Regions from separate parts of the Homo sapiens genome. Here region 1 is linked to region 2. Evidence: chromatin loops called from intact Hi-C (ENCODE). Cell type or tissue: breast epithelium. All regions are shown on one strand. Each heading gives the region's core, and the rest is flanking DNA. Links, peaks and the distances in the headings are about the cores only.

Evidence for each region. Peaks named below come from ENCODE experiments on the same cell type or tissue, not always from the same donor. Only the 100,000 strongest peaks of a DNase experiment are listed, where the experiment ranks them.
Region 1: it touches region 2 in a loop (7-fold over the local background); 2 of 110 quality-filtered maps call a loop at or near these places.

Annotation. Positions count from the first base shown.
Region 1 is chr21:45,944,149-45,960,906 of GRCh38, forward strand. No RefSeq gene overlaps it. Among named protein-coding and RNA genes, the nearest start is that of COL6A1, 29 kb to the right of the region's middle. RefSeq lists an enhancer at 7,580-8,265. In breast epithelium, for the core only: no CTCF peak of the experiment used is centred there; DNase peaks (open chromatin) are centred at 5,533, 5,913, 6,043 and 6,743; H3K4me3 peaks cover 1,623 bases; H3K27ac peaks cover 3,312 bases; H3K27me3 peaks cover 549 bases.
Region 2 is chr21:45,891,582-45,896,581 of GRCh38, forward strand. PCBP3 (poly(rC) binding protein 3) reads left to right here. Exons shown (of 18, transcript NM_001384156.1): 6 at 4,627-4,781. Among named protein-coding and RNA genes, the nearest start is that of PCBP3-AS1, 58 kb to the left of the region's middle. RefSeq lists an enhancer at 566-1,287. In breast epithelium, for the core only: no CTCF peak of the experiment used is centred there; a DNase peak (open chromatin) is centred at 3,105; H3K27me3 peaks cover 751 bases.

The sequences.
Region 1 (16,758 bases), core at 3,477-8,476, 56 kb after region 2:
TGGGGGGAGCATACTAGATGTGGGGAGCACATCAGGTGCAGGGGCAGCCAGAGCTGGGGTGGAAGGGAGCCCAGAGCAGGTGAGGAGGGGAGACGGGGGAGCTGGAGTAGCAGGGTGGGGGTTGTGCAGAACTCTCAGCCCCTCAGGACTCGGGAGGACAGAGGCACAGCAGAATCCAGAGCCCCAGCTGGGCGTGAGGGGGCCTGAGTGGGGACTCAGAGCCAGGGACCAGGCTCCAAACCAGAGCTGGAGGCATCCTGTGACTCAGGGCAGCTCACAGGGCAGTGCCATGAGCATTGATTGAGCACCTGTGTGGGCCTCACAGGAGGCCCTGGACTCTCCTGTGATGGGAGGCGCGCAAAGTGGCAATTCTCAGTTCTAAGGAATCAAGTGAGCATGAGCCTCACAGCCCTGCAGATCAGCGGTTCCCATCCTGCGCCTTCTTACACCTGCAGCGACCCAGCTCCCAGTGCCCCTTCCCCACAGTGTGAGTCCCAGTTCCACCCACAACCACATGGTCAAGGCCTCGGGCTGAGGAAACGTGCAAGCTTAGAACAAGGGACACTGGGGCACCCCAGCCCCGGTGGGCGCGCATCATGGGCGTGGGAAATGTGGCTGTTAGCTTCTGGAAGCCTATGGCCGAGTCTCCATCTAGCCTGGGCACTGGCACCTGGCCCAGGGCCACAGGGTCACACCCTGTCACTTACAGCGAGTGTCCCCAGGTCGCCAGACATCCCCGCACCTCGGTGTCCCGTGGACACAGCAGGATCTATGCCCCTTGCTTCCTCAAGGACAGTGGGGTGTCTGTGACTGTCAGGAAAGGGGCAGGAATTGGCTGACTCCAGTGGCGTAAGGTAGATGCTCACAGTAATTGGAAAATAATTGGACATTCTCATTAAGCAGCACATGTACCCAGGGCTTTGTCAGAAGGGCGACATCTGAGTCCCTCAGTTGCTGAGACTGGGAAATGAACAGACAACAGAAATGGGTTGCTCACAATTCCGGAGGCAAGGATGTCCGAGATGGAGGCGCTGGGTTCTGTGTCTGGTGAGGGCTGCTCTCTGCTTCCAAGGGTGCCTTGTTACCGTGACCTCGAGCGGAGGAATACTGCGTCCTCTGCATCCTCGCGGAGCAGGCCGGAGGGCTCCCTTCAGCCTCCTGTGGAAGAGCATTGGCCACCTCATCACCTCACAGAAGGCCCACCTCTTACTACTGCTGCGTTGGGGATTACGTTTCAACATGAATTTTCAGTGGCCTGCATGCAAGGCTACACAGGCAATAGCTTGTGACCATGGTGGACAGACCCCACAGAGGCCCAGGGACCCCCACCTCAGCGTTGGAAGACCCCCTCCCTGGGGCTGTGGGAGGGGTCTATGAGTTGCTTCTGACCTGTAGGATGTGGCAAGGGGCCAGGATGTCACTCCCTGGCACTGCGTAAGGCTCCAGCTCCCCTGCTGGCACTGGTGAAGCAAGCAGCCATTTTGGGGCTGCCCTAGAATGGCCGCGGCGACTCTCTGCCTCTGGAGGTGGACTGCAGGCACCTCTCCGAGCGAGCTTGGGAGCCCCAGCTGACAACCAGCCAACACCTGAAGCGCTCACTCCTGCAGCTGCAAGGAAATGAATTCTGCCAACAACCTGGGTGGGCCCAGAAGTGGGTTCTGCCCCAGTCCAGCCTCTGCACGGGAATGTGACCACCGGCTCCCCGATGGCAGCCTGGGAGACCCTGAAGAACAGAAGCCAGCTGAGCTGAGCCGACTCCTGACCCAGGAACCGTGAGTTAATACCTGGGTGCCGCTTCGGCTTCTATGCCTTCGGTCATTTGATACACGGCTGCAAAAGTAAGGCAGTGGCCAGACACGTCACTGGCACTCCCTCCTGCTTCTGCCTTCTGTAAGCTCGTGGGCGGGTTGAGGTCAATGGGTGCTCCTGGGGTGGCAGGCATCCCCAGCAGGCTGGGCCTGTCCCCAGAGGCTCCTTGGCCCGTGTGACCTCGGATCAACACATCCCCCTGGCATGGGGCTGTCCATCTGAGAGCCTGCTTGGCACGAGAAAGTCTCTGGTGTTGAACGCCATTTTCACAGTGAACAATGAGCCGGCATTCGTCCTAGAATAGGCAGTTTGGGTCTTGTGAAAATTTGACCATTTGCAAGTTTTTCCGAACGTTCTGTTTGAGAAGCATTGCACTGTCCATTGTTGACATCTCTGAAAATCTTACTGGGACCATGATTTTGTAAAATCAAGCTGCCTCGCCAACAGCTCCCTGTCACGGGCCACAGGAAAAGACGCTGTCCTTACAAAGTCGAATTCATCCAGGCGGCCCTTGGATGGCACAGCGGAGCTTCTCTTGCTGTTTTAACTGTATCTTCTTTCCGTCCTTTGGTTTCCAGAATCCAAGTCTTCTTTCGTCTCATCATTTTCTTTTCCTTCTTTGCTGTCATTATAATTATCCGTATTTTCTTGGTAACAACTGCCAATCACAAATGATTCTTCTCTGTATTGTTGTGGTCGTGACCCTGGAGCTTCCGGCGTCCAGTGTCGGCAGCAGAGTTTTGCTGTGTTTTGCTCTGTTTTTAACGTTTTTAACGCCCCCTGATTTTGCTTCGTACATTTAGCCTCCAGTCAATTCCTTCCTGCTCATCGAGTCTGAATCATGGCATGAGGAATAATTCTGAAACATAGATGCTACTATATATTATGTGTGTGTGTGTGTAAATCCATATGTAAGAGCAATTCAGATGGGTTTTTTGTTGTTGTTTGTTTGTTTGTTTGTTTGAGATGGAGTTTTGCTCCTGTTGCCCAGGCTGGAGTGCAGTGGCATGACCTCAGTTTGCTGCAACCTCCGCCTCCCGGGTTCAAGCAATTCTCCTGCCTCAGCCTCCTGAGTAGCTGGGATTACAGGTGCCCGCCACCACGGCTGTCTAATTTTTGTATTTTTAGTAGAGACGGGGTTTTACCACGTTGGCAAGGCTGGTCTTGAACTCCTGACCTCGTGATCCACCTGCCTCGGCTTCCCAAAGTGCTGGGATTACAGGCGTGAGCCACCATGCCTGTGCTCAGATGGGGTTTTAAACTCCAACTGCCTAATAGTACTCCAGTTACATACCACTGTATTCACATATGTAGGGATGTGGGGAGGGAGCTTTGTCACTGGAGTATTGATATTTGTCTCTTCATGCCATTTGGCGTGCCGTGCATGAGTGCAGATTTGCCGCCATTTCATCCGGAACTGCCACTGTGTATGAGGACAAGACACAGCAGACGCAGCAGGTGTACCGAGCTGTACTGAGCCCGTGGTCCCAGCAGGGTGTGTCTGCTCCGTGGAGCTGCAGGTGTGGCCCTCCCCACCCACTGCCTGTGTGATGGTGTGCTCAGCACTACCGGCCCATTCCCCGGGGAGAGGGTTCTCCTGTGGCCACAGTGGGAATTCCATTGCTTGCTGACAGAGGCACATGGCTGAGGACTGAGGGAACTTCCCACCAACCGGCTTTCGTGCTGAACCGTTTGAACTTCATTCTCCTCCACGACCCGCATATCCTAAAGCCGGCAAGGCCGCTCTTTGCCTATCTCCTGAACAGAGGTTGGGCTCTGGATGATCCATCTTCCTCCGGAGACTCTTTGTCCAACCCGCTGGCTCGCATTGGGATGGATCAACTTCATCTCACTGAAGTTGGGTAGGACTCCATGAGGCTTACTCTGCTCCCAAGTCACCCCCGCTTAGGGCACAGTGCCCAGGGCTGCCTCTGGGTGTCCACTGGTCCTTCCTCCTGGGTGGGTTTTGAACTTGACTTGTCGTCTGCCCAGCACCATTAGACCAGAGCTCTGTCCAGCTTTGAGCAGTTTTCTGCTGGTCTTCGTAGCCTTCTGTTGCATGAGGTTCACGAGCTGCAGATGCCTGGCTGAGCGAGCCAGTGGTACATGGTACTCCGGGTCCGCCGCCGCACCTCACGGGCCTCTCCTCTCTCCAGGACCCTAGCCCCTCTCCTGAGGCTGCTGCAGAAGCCCTCAAGCACCACAACAGATTTTTTAAAATTCAGCTTTTGAAATTGTACTTGGTGGGAATGTTTGTCTAAGTAAACGCCGTCACAGAAGTGCTGGCCCATGAACTCGAAGGCTTTCAAAGAATCTCATGGTTGATGTAAAAATCTCACGAGGCAGGAGCTTTCATTTTTTAAAATTAATGTAATAGATATTCTAATACTTAGTAGACGAATAAACTGTTCTCAGGAACTGTGGCGACATCCAGTCAGTGGTCACCTCTTGTTCCTGGTGGACATCACTTAGCACCAGTGCCGGCAGTTTTATAAAACAGAGGATAACGTCGCGGGACTGGCCGGCCTCAGAATTGCTCAGGGTTTGGACTCATGGAAATCCAAGGCACCCTGCAGCTCAGCCATGGGAGTTCACCTCCAACTCTGAGGATCTGAGGGAGGGAGGGAGGCCCTCTCCGGGGACCAATATTTGCCTCCACGTGGCTAAGGCCAGTGATGCAGGCTGTGCGGTGTGTTGACGGACTCGGGGAAGGTGGAGGAAGGAGGCCTGGGGGAGGGGCTCCTCTTACCCGGAGTTGCATGGGTGGATTTCAGGTTGACGGGGGCGGGGCTGCATTTTTAGGTGTTTCTACTGATAAGACCAAGGGTAGTTGGGAAAAAGCCCAGCACGTCAACAGCTCGACAGAGAGCAGCTCCCTGAGGTCGCCACCAGCTTCCCGTGGATGTTGATGATCTCATGTCCTCAGTCAACCCCGGAACCACAGAAGAGCACAGCGGGAGACCTGGGGAAAGGCAGACTCCACCGGGAGGTCGGGAAGCACAGTTCTCAGCCCTGCCCGGGCCCCCGTCCATCCTGCTTTGGAAGAGCACCTGGACTCTAGGATGAGGAGACGAGGCAGCGTGGAGACTCACCGCCTCCGGAGGACAGGGAGGGAGGAGCCGGTCGCCGCAGGCACGGCCTGGACGTGCTGGGAGCCGCACTTGGTGTTGGCCGTTGGGCTGATGCTTGTCAGGAGCCCAGGACAAGCTCCGTGGCTTACCTGGGATGATCTCATGTTTCTCTGAGGTAAAGGTTCATGATGAGTTTTCCTGCACCATGAAATACGTCAAATAACAATTTCCACTTTCAATCCTCGAACGCACAACGCTATAAAAATATATAAAAACTACTTTGACAGGAGTAAAAAACGTCATGCTAAAAGGATTAAGAAGAGGTTTGTTGGTTGATGAAAGGACGTGTGGCTGTGGCGAGACCTGAAACACACCCCACGTGGGCGTGTGCACTTCGCCCACTTCATGCCAAGTGCCGGCTGCTTTGTCGGCTTCGTTCAGCGTCACCCAGAGAATAACTTCTCTTTACCTCCCATGGGGATTGTCTTCTAATTTGGAGAAGTTGGATATACCTCTATTAAGTGCAGAGCTACACAGTAATAAAAAACACACTCTAGGACATTTTGAGAAAAGCAAATGTTCCAGCAGAAGCATCTGGGCCGGGCGCGGTGGCTCATGCCTGTCATCCCAGCACTTTGGGAGGCCAAGGTGGGCGGATCCCTTGAGCCCAGGAATTGGAGACCAGCCTGGCCGACGTGGCAAAACCCCGTCTCTACTAAAAATACAAAAATTAGCTGGGCGTGGTGGCGCATGCCAGTAGTCCCAGCTGCTCTCGAGGCTGAGGAGGTGGGAGGATCGCTTGAGCCCAGGAGGTTGAGGCTGCAGTGAGCCAAGATCGCGCCACTGCACTCCAGCCCGGGCGACAGAGACCCTGTCTCAAAAAAAAAGAAAAAGCAGCGCCTGGCTGTGAGGATTCCCGAAGGCAGCACCACCCCTGAGCAGACCCGTCTGCCCCTCCGACCGTCATGCACCAGCCCCTCCCGGTGCCCTGTGTCGTCACATGATGCTTGTTGAGGAGCCCAGGCGTCCACCCCCGCGCCTCCTGGCATGACGCCGACCTCACTCCTTGGCCCCCGGAATTCCCACAGGTGGGAGGTGGTCACAGAAGCTTTGTCGATTCCGTTCTCTTTTTGGCAAGGACACTTCCAGGTGCCTCTGCACGGGCACTGACCCACAGGTGGGCACAGGGCCATGCTCCCAGCCTGGGCCTGACGGGCCGGGGTGCAACCACCGCCAGCATCTACCATGCTGTGAGTGGGCGGCGGTGACGCACCCACCTGGGAATGGCAGCGAGTGCCCGGAGTGCCGGATTCCCCCCGAGCTTTCACGTCTAAGGATTACGAGGAAGACCTGGACTACGTGCCTTTATGAGATGCCTCCTGTGGGTCCCTGAGGCCGTCAGGTGCCACCTCACCCCTGCGTGTCCTGCGGAAACTGTGACCTGTGACTCCGGGGCGGGGTGGCCTTGGGGGCACCAGCAAGTGAAGGGTGCACCAGGGCACTGGGTTGGGGACCTTGCCCAGGACAACAGGCAGGGCTTGTCCAAAAGCCCCTGGCCCTGTTCCAACCCCCAGGAGGGTTCGAGCCCTTTCGAGGGTCCCATGCTGTGTCCAGAGCAGCCATGCACCCACCTTCTCCACCACAACACAGCCACCCTCCTTCTCCAGAGTGGCCTTTTACAAAGCACAATTACCATTACCTCCTGAGTGAAACCTGTCCTCGGGGCGGAGACTGCCCCAGGCCTGGCCTCGTACACACACCCCTCCTGCCCGCCTCCCTCCCTCCAGCCCTGTTGGCACTGCCCCGTGGCAGCCTCCCGCAGCGGCCGCCTCCGGCTCTGCCTCCTCCAGGGTGCTGTGGCTCCTCCTCAAGGGAGGGCGGCTGGGGGAGGAGACGCCTCAGTACAGAAAAGCTCGCAGCTGTTGTTGGGTCTGATCCCACCTCTCCTGCTGTTTCCTGCCAGGACAGATGAGGAGTTAGCTCTCCACTTCCCACCATGCCTGCCCCTCCTTCACAATCTTTGTTAATTATATTCTTACTCTGTTTCCATATTGAATAACTCACTTAAATTCTTACCATAAAAGATGACAAAGATACACAAAAGTACAGAGAACCTAAATACCTGATATAATGCATAATTGTAAGACACACAATTATGTTTCTTCGTCAAGAAACAGAAAATACCCAGCCCCTGACTCAGCTTCTAGAAGTAACCGGGCCCTCCCCGAGGTGTAGCCTGGGCCTGAACACACCTGCCCCGGGGGCAGAGCTGCTTTCTCTCCATCCCCTCTAACCGCCCTTCACAGCATCCTGAAGATTAAGGCTCCCTCCAGAGGTGGGAGGTGGTCTGGGCGTCCCTCCCCAGGCAGCACCAGGGGCTAAACCTCTCTTGGAGTTCACCCTGTCTTCCCCATGGGCACCTAGCGGGGTTCCTGGAGGCGGAGTCTGCAAAAAGATGGAACTTCCCTCTGTCTGCGGCTCCCAGGGACTCCACACTTCCCTGAAGCTCACAGCCTTCAGCAGTTTGTTATAAAATTTCCAATTCAACCATCTTGCCCTCCGTTGTGGCCTTCAGGTAAGAAAATGCCAGGACCCTGCAGGTGCCTGTCTCTGGGTTTCAGGTAAGAAAATGCCAGGACCCTGCAGCTGTCTGTCTCTGGATTTCGGGCTAGAGATTTGTCCTGTGACCTCGGTTCTCTGATGGGCTCAAGAAAAGTTGTTAATCTGCAGTTTGCACAGCTTGTTACTGAATGGAACTGGGGTCAGCCTGCCCAGCACAGAAAACCCAGCCCCGACATGGGGATTTGCAGCGAGAGAAAGCGAGGCGTTCAGTGCAGGGCACCAGGCAAGGAGAACCGGGCAACCCGTGCTTAAGACTGGCACTCTCTGACGGCTTCCGGCTCAGGGTTACTAAAAGCAGGAGGCAGAGGTCACGGGCAAAGCCAGAGATCAATACCTGGGGCTGCCCATTGGCTTCCCCTAAAGGGTGGGACGTCTCGAAGCCGGGGGCTACAGGTCATATTCTCTGATTCGTCATTGGTTAAGGAAGGGAAGGAAACTTTACCTGAAAACCCGGGGCCATCAGAAAGGAATGTTAGCTCTGGCCCATGGGCGTGACTTCCTCCAGGCCCCTCCGGAGGAAACTGAGGACAGAGAATGGTGGTCCCAGTTCAGTCCTCAGCACCCCCACCCCACCCGATGTCTGTGAGTGACGGGATCTTTTGTTTCTCTGGGGAGCCGAGCATTCGGTCTCTCACCTCCTTGGCTGTTGCTTTAAGCTGTTCTGACCTTCTTGCTTGTCACGTTGCTCACTGACTTTTTTTTTAATTTTATTATCATTATACTTTAAGTTCTAGGGCACATGTGCACAACGTGCAGTTTTGTTACCTATGTATACATGTGCCGTGTTGGTGCGCTGCACCCATTAACTCGTCATTTAGCACTAGGTATATCTCCTAATGCTATCCCTCCCCCCTCCCCCCACCCCACAACAGGCCCCGGTGTGTGATGTTCCCCTTCCTGTGTCCATCACTGTTCAATTCCCACCTATGAGTGAGAACATGCTGTGTTTGGTTTTTTGTCCTTGCGATAGTTTGCTGAGAATGATGGTTTCCAGCTTCATCCATGTCCCTACAAAGGACATGAACTCATCATTTTTTATGGCTGCGTAGTATTCCATGGTGTTTTTTAAAGCCAGCGACGTGCCTGGAATTTCCCCCGAAGGGACTCAAGATTTCCCTCGACTTCTGTGTTTGGGGCCCTGCTCCATCTCGAGTTTTCTCTTGTTACTGTACTGTTCCTTCCAGCTCGACACATCTCCGGGCTGAATCCCAAGCTATTGATTTTTAATTTCATCTTGTATCTGGCAAGTTTGCTAAATTGTCTTTGGCTGGTGATTCTGATGGTTTCTGTGGCTGGATTATGTCACCTGCAGATGACAGCCGTCTCTCTTCCCTTCCAATCTTTGCATTTCTTTCTTTCTCTTTCTACACTTAGCCGTGGTAGGAATAACGCTCAAAATCCTAAGGAAATTGAACACTCAAAGGATTCTTAGCAAAGCAGTTTTACTTCTGCGCAGAGGGGTGCCTCCTTGGCCAGTCGCCATGAGAGTACATCTGAACAAAGGGGCACGAGAGCCTTTCTTCCTGCCACAAGTCCTGCCCCTGCCCCCGTGCCCTTTCCCCATCGGCCGGGGTCGGGTTGTACAATCTAATCCCGGTTGGCTGAACATTTGAATTTTTTTAGATAAGGTGAGCACGTAAAAGAGAGGAAAGGGGAAGGGGTGTCTGTAGTGAGCTAGAAAGTTAGTCCTCTTTCCAAATAAGGACAGGAATGTGAGCTGGTACTGATAATGCCTGGTACTGTGGCATGCCTGGGCATCTAACAAAGGCAGAAAGGAAAAAGGAAAAAACCGTGTGAGGGGTACTCTGAATTAAAAGATTGATCAGGCTATTTGAAGAGAAACCTCGCCATATCCCACAGCCAGGACATCCAGTAATAAAACTTGAAATTAGGCAACTTTCCCTCTGTCCTTACTTTGCTAAGAGTTTGTATCACTAATGGGTATTGAACCTTGTGGGATGTGCTTTCTGCATTGGCCGAGATGTTTTTCTCCGTTTAGCCTGTGACTATGGTGGGCTACACGACAGACCTCCCAATGCATGTGCGTCACATTCACAGACAAGCGTTGCTTGATCACGTGTGGTTTTAAAAGCATACGCTGTTGGGTTTGGCAAGCTAATATTTTATTTAGGATATTTCCCTTCACGGGCCTGCTATTTGTTTCATTGTTTTGTGCCAAGCGCACCGGGAATGGTACCGAGGCAGGCCAGGTCTCACTCACGCAGGCCCCCGGGAACAACTGTTTCCACACCGACTGAGGGATGAGGATAAATATTAAAAGCTGATAGAGCCAGCGCCCTTATGCAAAGGCTGGACTGTAAAAGACGTCCCCTGAGAGTTTTGCCCAGGCCTCTCCAGGGCCTTGAAGCATGACAAGATAATGAAGGAATTCTTAACAGGACCTGTTTAGGATTAAACAAGTTTTACTGGGGTCTGAAGAAACTCCCCAGACCTCCACAAACAAGCTTCCTTGGAAACTAAAGGAGCTCCCTCAACCTCCGTGATTTAGCAGAGGGCAAGATAAGGGTGATCACCCCAGCACCTGGACCCAGTTAGATTCAGTAAATCCACTGAGGCTCCAGAGGAAGGTCTTCAGGACTCAGGCCTTAGTGATAGATGAGAAGTTCATCACTTATGTCTTTGGATGAGTGCACACTTACACGCAGACACAGAGCTTAGAAGGCACACAAGCTCTGGAAAACGTTGGTCTGGCGATAATTTCCAGGCCTTCTCCCTGTAACCGGTTAACTCACTCCTCTCCCAGTTCATCTGCGTCTCGTTACTGGGCCGAGAGAACAAGCAGCCCCACCCTCGGTTTGGTCTGGGAACAGCACCCAGCAGCTGAGCAGGCAAAAGCTCGGATTATCTTTAGCTGGTTTTGGAATTGGCTTATACCAGCCTTTTGCCCCTTCTCTAAGTTCTGGCTTGAGCCAGTTTGTCTAAGTTAAGCTTGAGCAGTTCCTTGAGTTTGGCAGAGTCTACCTGGGAAGCCTGGGGCAGGCGCGCGCTGGCCTCTTCCGGGGTCAGCTCTGGCATTTTGTTTTTTCTTGAAACGATCTGGGAATTCAAACTTTCTGAATGCAGCTGCTCATAACGTTCTTGTGATTTCTTTGATCCCTCTGTCTGCAGTTATTTCTGTATTTTCAGTCTCTATTTTTATTTATATTTTCCTCTTTTTTTGCTCAATATTGTCAAAATCAATATATCTTTTCAAAGTATGATCCTTGGTTTTTGCTACTCATATTATTTTATTTTTCTCTATTTCATTGATTTCTGCCAGTATCTTTGTCATTTCCCTTTTTCTTATTACTTTGGGATCATTTTGTTACATTGCTGTTTTTTCCAATTATTTCATTTGTATGATTAGTTCTATTTCTTTTCTTTTTTCTTTTTTTTTTTTTTTTGAAAGAAGGTCTTGCTCTGTTCCCCAGGCTGGAGTGCAGTGGTGCTGTCATAGCTCACTGAAGCCTCAAACTCCTAGACTCAAGCAACCCTCCCACCTCAGCCTCTTAAGTAGCTGGGACTACAAGTGCTGTTAGAAATACCAAAATTGTTCGAAATAGATAATCGGTGCCGCGAAGAAAAGTCAGCACAGACACAAAAGATCTCTCAGCAAGGCCATCTTTACTTTCTGCAGAAAGGGTGCTCAGTCACAGATGGAATGATCGCGAGAGGTCACCTAAGCAAAGGAAAGGCAGACATAATTAACCCTTAAGCATTTGGGTCGTCCTTACTGTTGTGTCCTGCATCCATTGGCTGGAGCTGGGCCTCACAGTCTTAAACTGATACCTGATTTGCTAATAACCTGAAACTTTCCTAAATAGGTAATTAGGAAAGGTCTAAGGAAGCAATAACATTTCCAAATAAGGAAGGGGCATAGGCTGTGAGCTGGAACGTGTCTGTGAGCATGTCCAACAATTACATGGGATAGGGCTTAACAAAGAGTTATTAGCACAAAGCAAGGAGAATTGAAGAAAGTCTTTAAAAGAAACTATTATTTCTAACACTTATGATGTATTCTTTAACAAGAAGGGGAAATTTGAAGAGGAAAACTTTTACTCTCTACAAGCGTGCACCACCACACCCAGCTAATTTATTTTTTCATTTATTGTAGAAGCAGGGTCTTGCTTTGTTGCCCGGGTTGGTCTGCAATTCCTAGGCTCAAGCGATCCTCCACCTCGGCCTCCTGTAGTCACCTGGGATTACAAGTGTGAGCCCCCACGCCCGTCCTATTGAAAATGTATTTATGACTGTATATTTCTAGGTACTCTTAACTGTGTCCTGTGACTTTTGACATACGGTATTATCATTATTATTCAATTCTAAAGAGGTTTTTCATTCCCTCAAGAGTTCTACTTACCCAAAGGTTACTAGTAAAATGTTATTAAATATCCAAACACATGAGATTCTCTCAGGTATCCTTTGAATATTCATTTCCAAATGTTTTGCATCATGGTACGAATTCATAATCTCCATGACACGGATCCTTTGGGGTTTACTGAGGCATCTTTTATGACCTAATCCAATGGTCTCTTTTTGTAAGTCTTCCACGTCTGCTTGAGTAGAAGTGTATTCTCTGCCTGCCACCCGCTCTATGTGGATCTAATAGCTGGTGACTGCGTTGTCAAGTCTTGAACAGCTTTGATGCTTTTTGTCTGATGTGATCTATGTAGAAGGCAGAATCATGGCCCCCAAAAGATGTGCAAATCCTAAACCCCAGAACCCATGAATACATCATATTCCATAGCAAGGGGGTATTAATGTTGCCAATTAATTAAGGTTTCTACTCAGTTGACATGAAAATAAAGAGGTAACTCTGGCTTATCCAGGTGGGTGCAATTTAATTACAAACGCTTAAATGGGGAGGTCAGGGGCAGAGGGATGATGTCACAAACACACCCATGTGTGCTTGGTGCAAAACAGTAAAACAAACAGCAAGAAGGTCCATGAAGGAAAGATCGCCTCTGTCAGTGGGAGTAATGAGAGTGGCTGATGGACAGGTGTGTTAGGCTGTTTGCACTGCTATAAAGAAATACCTGGGGTTGGGTAATTTATAAAGAAAAGAGGTTTATTTGGCTCACGGTTTTGTAGGCTACACAAGCATGGCCCCAGTGTCTGCTTCTGGGGAAGCCTTGGGAAGTGATAGTCATTGCAGAAAGTGGCCATGGAAGCAGGCACATCCCATGGCAAGAACAGGAGCAAGGGACAGAGTGGGCAGAGGAGCCAGGCTCCTTTAAACAACCAGCTCTCATGGGAACTGAGTGAGAACGTGCTCATTGCCAAGAAGATGGCTCTAGGCTATTCATGAGACATCCACCCCGTGATCCAATACCTCCCCCCGGGGCCCACCTGCAACACTGTGAAACACATTTTCACATGAGATTTGGAGGAGACAAAACCTCCAAACCATATCAAGTGGCACACTCACAAGAAAACGTGTCAGTGGCCAAGACGATTTGCAATGAGGACTGGATGAGGCTGGGACCCAACTCTCTGTCTCTGACATTCCTGCTCATCTCATGGACAGAGGCACTGATTGTTCTAGACCATCTTTCCAAGGGTGTTGTTTTGTGACAGCCTTGATAATATGTCCTTCCAGATCAAAGGGCAGGTTGCTTACACCCTAATCCTGAAGGTAAAGACGTTTTCTCCCTCCAAAGCAAAGAGCAGGCATGCTTACTGTCCATTATAAAAGATTCACGTTCCCTGAGCTCAGGGTTCCTCTCCTGCAGTGCAGTCCACGGTGTGTGCAGATGCCACTGGGCCCACTCTGTGTCACTGTTTGGGAAACGGGGCTCGGAAACTGGTGTGAAAAGTATGCTGATACTCTGTTAGAAAAAAATGCCAACATTCTGGCTACTGATATTGCTGTGAGTAATAAAGTACTTCATCCTTGAAAAACCAAAAGGCCCAGTTAAGATAAGGTGGACAGAAAAACACCTAAACAAAGGTAAGGCTTGCTATGGAGAGTCAAGCCAACACTGCCTCCAGTGTAAGAGTTTCTAGTGACTTCGTTCCCCTTCTTTTCCCAATGCAAAGACAGAGATGCCCTTTAAATGGAGGTTTCAGCTGGGCGGTGGCTCACTCCTGTAATCCCAGCACTTTGAGAGGCTGAGGCAGGCAGATCACTTGAGTTCAGGAGTTGGAGACCAGCCTGGGCAACATAGTGAGAGCCCATCTCTACAAAAAATACAAACATTAGCCAGGCGTGGTGTTGCATACCTGTAGCCCGAGCTACTTGGGAGGCTGAGGTGGGAGTATTGATTGACTCCAAGAATTCAAGCTGCAGTCATCTGCAATCACACCACTGCACTCCAGCCTGGGTGACAGAGTGAGACCCTGTCTCCAAAAACAAAAACAAAAGAAAAGAAATGAAGTTTCATTTATTGATGTAAATTGTTCTTACAAAGCATTTCAAAATAACCAGCTGAAAACAGTCCTATGCCAGAAGGCATCTTTGAGAAGCTAAGTTGGCTGCATCACCACTTTTCCAACCCAGCTCGAGGTTTTGGCTTGATCACTGAGTTAGGGCGGAGCCCACTGCAGAATGGGGCAAGCATTTCCTGGACTCAGCACGCTCGCTTCCAATCTTGCCTTATAGTCAGAGACTGGTTCATTTTTTATTTTTGTTTGTTTTCAAGATTGAATAACAGATCAGCCAGGGCTTTTTTCACAAGCAAAAAAAAAAGGGAGTTTGGGGGCATAGTACAGATCACAACGAGACAGAGCTGGACAGAGTGGGAGAGCACAGAGTCAGCAGGAGCTGGAGAAGAATTTCGTTGACCAAGAGATTCCCATGGGAGAAGCAGGACCAAATAGAGAAAACAGAAAGGACTAATTCTTAAAAAATGTGTTTTTGAAAATTTCCAAGTGTCGTTTGGACAGATTCAGATACAGGAAACTTTTGAACTTCATTTGAAAGTCCAGTATTTGAAATTGGACTACTTCTGTGTCCACCACAGAAGTATTCTTTTTCCTCTTAAGAATTAGTGAATGACTGTCTGGAACTCAAGCCCATGAGAGCTTCCTCTACTGGGAAAACAGACTCAGCCAGAGGGAGTGGGCCCATCAGATGGCTCGTACAAAAGTGGACAATTTCTTTTCCAATGGTCAGAATGGATTTGTTACAATGCCGAGAAAAGTGATGTTAGAGTGAAGTCTGTCAAAACCATCACCCTAGGAGAGCATCATAACACTTTCCCAAAAAGTAAAAATTCATAACTCCAGGGAAGAAAAATGAGAATCACTCATTTTTCTACCATCCAAAGATAACCAGTGCTGATACTTTGTTAAATTTCCTTTCTGGGGGTCCTTTTCTGTTTTTTTGTTCTGTTTCATTCTGACAAAACAAAACAAAACACTACCTCACACCCTATACCAAAAAAAAGTCAATTCCAGATGGATTTTAGATCTGCATGTCAAAAGTAAGACAATGATCTTCTAGAAGTAAACATTGGAGAAGAGCTTCCAGAGCTTGCAGTGGGCAAAGAGTGATACCGAGGTCACAAAACCACTAACCATAAACGAAGTTGATAAACAACTATAAAATAAAGAACTAGAAAGACAAAATATTCACAGTACACTTGTCTGACACAGAGCCTCATTCTAGAACGTGCAAATAAGAAGACAGCCCAAGAGACCAATGAGAAAAAGACTTGCTCAGACTCTTCAGAAGACATGAGAAATCAGTGGGCAACAAGCATACACAAAGGTGTTCGACCTCATTACCAACAAACATGCAAATTTAAACCACAGCGTGGAACTGCTGCCTGGCCGACAGACAGCTGAAATGAAACAGGCAGAGATGGCCTGTGGACAGAGGATGTGGAGCAAATAGAACTTCCAATGATGGCTGCTGGAAGTGAATAGCTCCTCTGGAAGATGAGTGGTGTCTCCTGAAGCTGAGTATCTGCGTGTCTGTGACCTTGTAGTTTCTACTTCCAGATGTGGTCAAGAGAACTGTGAATGTGTGTGCACCAGAAACATCCACTGGGACATTCATAGCACCCTTCTCATGACATCTCCACTCCACAGGCCACCCAAAATGAGTGAGAGAGTAAAATGTGGAGTGTCTGCGCACTGGGATGCTCCACAGCAATGGGAATGAACAGCCTGCTCAGACACACATCAACTTGGGTTGCCTCAGGGACCTTACGCCAAGCAGGAGATGCCAGACACAGAGTCCATCCTGAGAGAGTCTGTTCCTGTCCAAGCTCAGAAACACAGGAAGCCACCTGTGCTGTAGCAGCACGCGGAGATGCATCCTTTCTGGTCCACCCCACGGCCCTCATTGCAGTCAGGGATCCTCTCCCAGAAAGTCCCTGCTGCCAGCCCCTGCCCTTCCAGGGTGCACTCTGGACGTTGCTTCCGTGACTGGTCTCAACACCTCTCTCCACTGCTCAGGCAGCGGCCTTGGCTCTGGGAGCCTGGAATGTGCAGGAACCAGCTGGCCTTGGAGTGCTGCAGACTCCAAGGTGCGTCACCTGCAGTTCTGATCCCTGTTCTGGATGCAACCCAGGACCCTGCCCTTGCCAAGCATCCCAGGAACACTGGCACTGATGGCTGAGGCTACATCCAAGACAGACGGTGAGGAAGGCCCCAAGGAAAGGGCCGTGTGGGACACATTGTCCTTCCCAAGATGATGAGTCTGAGCCTGGCAGGGGAGGCACTGGGAGGGCCTGTTGTGGGCAGTTCATTCAATGGACACAGGGTGGCACCGCTCTGTGTCCTCTAATGACCATTAGACACCTCTAACCATCACATGATGTGCAGCTCAGCTTTTCCAAGGGCCTGGAAGTGAATATTTCAGGAGATAACGTGAATAACCCACTGTATTCATCTGTTCTCAGGCTGCTAATAAAGACATACCCGAGACTGGGTAATTTATAACAGAAAAGAGGTTTAATGGACTCACAGTTCCACATGGCTGTGAGGCCTCACAATCATGGCAGAAGGCAAAGGTGGAGCAAAGGCACATCTTACATGGTGGCAGGCAAGAGAACCTGTGCAGAGGAACTGCCCTTTATAAAACCATCAGATCTTATGAGACTTATGCACTATCACGAGAACCATACTGGAAACACTCACCCCCCATAATTCAATTACCTCCCACTGAGTCACTCCCACAACGTGGGGATTATGGGAGATACAATTCAAGATGAGATTTGGGTGGGGACACAGCCAAACTATATCATTCCACTCCTGACCCTGCTCACATCCTCACATTTCAAAGCCAATCATGCCTTCCCATCAGTCT
Region 2 (5,000 bases), core at 1-5,000:
GAGTGGGAGCACGGACCACAGGGGACCAAGGACTGCAGGTTCCTGTGAGCCACTGTGGGACACCCCAGGGGTATACACGGGCAAGATTGTCACACTGTAGACTTGAAGTATGTGCAGCCTATTAACCATCAATGATACCTTTAAAAGGCCATGACACCACATTACACACGCAAGGTTAAACGGTGAGTCGGTCTGTGCCACTGCACGGGGCCATCAGAGCTCTCTCTGAGCGCCTCCTCCCCTGGCCCGGCCCCTTCTCCTGCACAGCCCCGGGGCCTCTGCGCCCCTTTGACCTCAGCCTCCTGGGCTGTCTCAATTGCCCTGTGCCTGTCACCCAGTGGGAGCAGCCCCTGAGTCAGGACGTCCACACAGCCTGCCTTCCACAGAGCACCACCGGCCTAAAATCACCACAGGGTCAGAATCTAATGTAAGGGGGGTTTATTCAAAGGCAGCTGGAGGCTGGCCCACCCAGAAACACCAGCTCCAGAGAAATGGAGTCCACCCTCGGGAGTAGGGAGGGGAAGGGTGCCCTCGGGCAGGCAGAGGCGGAGGCTTTTAGCAGGACCGCGGCGTCCTTCCTACGAGGTGGGCGCTGTCACAGCGTTTGATGGACGACGGGCAGTGCCTGCTTCAGGGAAGGGTGCATTTAACCTGTCAGAGGGTGCGGCAGTCACCGTTTCCTGTCTTCTGGTCCTTGCTTATCAGGACAAAGGGGAAGTTCCTCTACAAGGGTCATGAACTAAGAAGGCAGGAGGTTTCTGCCCCTGGCATTGGTTAATTCCCTCCAGTCATCGTGCAGAACAAGGAAACAGAGTGCATTAGTCCCTGGCCTGAGAAAGGGGAGCTGCAAGTGCACGTGAGGGGCGCAGTCCCGTCTCTGACGGGGCGTGGGGGGGGGGGCGGTCCCGTCTCTCACGGGGCGTGGAGGGCGCAGTCCCGTCTCTCGCGGGGCTTCATGTACCAGACCGTGTTCATGTTCACACCTGGGAGGAGGGGAAGCAGGCATGGTCTGTGCGGCAGGTCCAGCCAACCCACAGGGCCTTGGATGAGTCTCTGCAGCTGAGGCTGGCACTGCCAGGGCTGACCCCAAGGCTGTGGCTAAATTGGGCTCCCAGCACTGGCCCTGTGTCCTCCGTGAGGAGATCTGCACCCCAGGTCTATGCATGGACTGTCCCCACCCCCAGGCCCCAAGCTCAGCTCCCTTCAACCTGTGTGTCCTCAGGGCACCTTCACTCCATCCACCTGGGTCTCCCCATCTTAGTGACCGTCTCCACTGTGGGTGCCAGGACCCTCTCTACTTCCATGGCTGTGCGTCAGGGCCACTGTGTGAGCTGGAAATCAGCGCAGGGAACTCTGGAGAGGGGAGGGAGTCCTGGGGAGGGGAGGGAGTGCTGGAGAGGGGAGGGAGTCCTGGAGAGGGGAGCCGATAATAACAGGGAAGCCCCATGAGGAGGGACCATGATGGAGCGAGGACTGAGTGCAGGAAGGAGGGTGTTCTAGGCCCGGGCAGAGAGGGGAGTCTCTAGGGAGGAGAAGTGCCGGGGGCTTTTACCCTCAGGGCCTATGGCAGTTGTGGGGTGATGGATGAGGCCTTAGACTAAACTCTGAGAGAATGGGATGTGGAGAGTTGTCTTGAGCAGGGAGGGAGTGGGGAGGAGGGAGGGGGCTCTGTGTTGCTGGTTGGAGGCATCCCTGGCACCTGTCACAGCAGGGGCTGGAGGGTGGGGCAGGAGCTGGGGGCAGTGGGGGTGGAAGAGGATGCAGAAAAGCTCAGATTGTGCCTCACATGGTGGGTGGGGCTGCTGGGCTTGTTAATGCATGGGATGGGGTGGGTCAGGAGTCGTGCTGGTCACATATGTCAGATGTGGGTGTCTGAAATCCCCGTGGCCACAGCTGTAGGCTGCATCCCCTGGGAGCTGGGGTGCAGAGTGTGTTCTGGCCTGAGGCACATCTGCAGATGGTGGTCCACAGACCCCCTGGGCAAGTGCAGACAGTGGGGAGGCAGGTGAGGGCCCCGGGTGCAGACGGGGGGTGGGGATGAGGTGGGTGGGGACCCAGGCCCTCACGGATGACTGTGCCTGTCCCTTCTCCCTGTCCCATTGCATGGGCTAAAATGTGCTAAATCTCCAGCACTGGACGGGACAGAGGGAGGGACCTGGATGGACCAGAGCTCTGCCTGTTTCTGGAACACAGTGTGGGGAGGGGCGGGCAAGCCTCAGAACGGGCTCCATTCTGAGAAACGGCCAGTCCCATGGGGCCTTGGATGCCAGTGGTCCGAGCATGGGCTGCTGCAGGCTCTACTTCAGCCCTTCATTTCCTGGTAGCCACTGAGCTGCCCCATGGACACTGGGCAGATGGCCAGTGTTAGCTGGGAAGGACAGCAGCAGCCGCAGAGGTGGCAGCAAGGCCAGGGCACTTTGCAGACGGCATGGACGGGTAGGTGCCTAGGGAGAGCCAGAGAGTGGTTGATGCCTCGTCCACCCTGGCCTTCCGAGTGGTCTGCAGCTCTGGGAGCTGCTGACTGGAGCAGGGTAGGTCCTCTGGGGCTCTGGGCACTGAGTCCCAGGTGACCCGCACGGCACAGGATGGCCTCTCACTCATGCTGCCCTTGCAATGAAGAGAGGCACAGGCTGCAGCTCGCTGGCCTGTGTGACTGATAGAGGCTGACAGCCTGGAGCCCCAAGCACCCCTGGCAGGAGCTGACCCACTTTCCCTTCCCTGGGCTGGAAACCTTGACATAACAGATGGCTGCAGGGCCCTGCTGTCCCTCTGATGGGGAGGAGAGTTTTTAATTAAAAGGGAGGCACAGAGCTCCAGACCAGCCACACCGAGATGCAGTCCATGTGTGCGGGTCCGTCGGCACCCACAGGTGAAAGGGTACAGCCAGGCTTATCTCAGGGTGCCCATGTGCACACAGAGGTGCTTCTCAGGGGCCACGCCATGCATTTGAACTGATACTCTGCTCTCCTTTCTGAGATCTGTCTACACGAATGCACTACTTAGAATGAGTCACTGAAGCAATGGTGTGAGCTGTGCTGTCCAGCAGAGCTGTCCGCGCTGCCAGAAATGGCCTCTCTCTGTGCTTTTCCCCCAGTAGCTGCCGCCGCCCACACGAGGCTGTTTGGCACTTTAAATGTGCTTGTGGATGTTTAGTTTTAAACTGAAAAAGGCACATGTGGCTGTCCTGCTGCACAGTGCAGCGAGAGCATTCTTATGCAAGGGTGATCTTCGGAGCCCTTTGTGCTACGTGAAGTCCTCCTTAAATGCAACGTGAAAATCCTTGTCCTTCAAAGTGTCATTTTATTACAAATAATAATGTAATAAAATTACAAATTAATACAAATACTATTACAGATAACAATTTGTAATAAAATTACAATAATTTTGTGATAGTCTGAGTGTGTTGATGAAGTGACCTATACATGTGTTTTTAAGCACAGGTGTAGACAGCGTAAGCGCGGGTGTAGACAGCGTGTCACTTTGTCAGTGCAGAGGTGCATCCCTGGCTGTGGCTCCCGTCCACCCCCTGACACCTGTGGCTGCTCTTTGTAGATCCTCCTTACACACCACAAAGGCAGTTGGAACGGGCTTTACGTCTGTGTTATCTTTGTGTTTTTCTTTTAGCATATTCTTTTAACAGAACTATTTTATTGAGAAAAAAGCCCTCTGCCCTGACTTTTAACCCATAGCCGCCTCTTCTGTGTGAACCGGTTGAATCAAAGGGCAGTGTCCAGGCAGCTCGATTATGGTGGGGGGTGCAGCTTCACAGGTTTCTGTTCCTGGTGGGTTTTACGAGCCAGCCCCCTCGGTGAGGTGTTGCCCTTCAGGGAAGGACTCGGGATGAGGCTGACTCTGCAGAGCCCAGTACCTCGGAGCAGGGTCCCCACCGTGCCACACAAAGTCACCCTGACTGTTGCACGAGTCCCTCACTTCCACTACCATCATTCTTTGCTGGTCAGTCATAAAATGAGGCCTTAATTTTGCCCAGTGGGCTCCGTCAACTCACTGAATGATGGCACACAGTAGTGACACGATGACTGCAGACAGCACTGTGTGCTTGGAAGGCACTTGCCGAGAACTGCCAAGGACACCAGCCGTTTGGCAGCTTGGTTGATGGAGACTAAGTCATATGAGAGCATGAGGGGATGAGGATGGCAGGCTTGGGACGTGAAGGGCCGGCTCCCACACCCTGGTCAGGGGACTCTGGCACCCCGTGACTGTGTGTTGAGGCCACAGCAGAAGCAGGGGGCAAAGCCCCAGGGCGCTGGGCCTGTGAGCTGCAAGTCCCCTGGGCCTCACAGGGGTAGCTCCTGCCAGTCTCCGGCTGCTGAGAGAGGTGCTTCCGTGACCCTGGGCAGATGCAGACCTCGGCCAGGGGCTGCGGTGGCCTGCCCAGCGTCAGGAGGGAGGCAGCCGTGGGGCCTCCCTGGAGACCTCTCCCAAGGCCCTCCCCTGAACTCCCGTGCACCCTGTGCCCAGCAGGCGAGGCCTGGTCAGCACATGGTGGGTGGGCAACCCCATTCTCCTGCCACCCGGGAGGCCGGAGTGGGAGCGGCCCAGGACACCCCTGGATGTGCGTGGTCCGTGAGACTCTTCTCTAGCAGCAGCTGTGCCTTCTCTCTCCAGGTGACGCCTTCTGGGCCCCATCTGTCCTTCCTCACAGCACCCTCAGCACCTTAAGCCACCACCCTCAGCCACAATTTGGCAGAAGGATGGAGTCCAAGGTCTCAGAAGGTGGCCTGAATGTGACCCTCACCATCCGCCTGCTGATGCATGGAAAGGTAAGAGGAGCCGCCATTGTCTCTGTAGGAAAGGCGGCCGCGGCAGACAGAACCAGAGATGCACTGCCCGGGCCATTGGCACTGTAGGAAAGGCAGACATGGCACATAGAACCGGAGATGCACTGCCCGGGCCATTGTCTCTGTAGGAAAGGCAGACATGGCACATAGAACCGGAGATGCACTGCCCGGGCCATTGTCTCTGTAGGAAAGGCGGCCGCG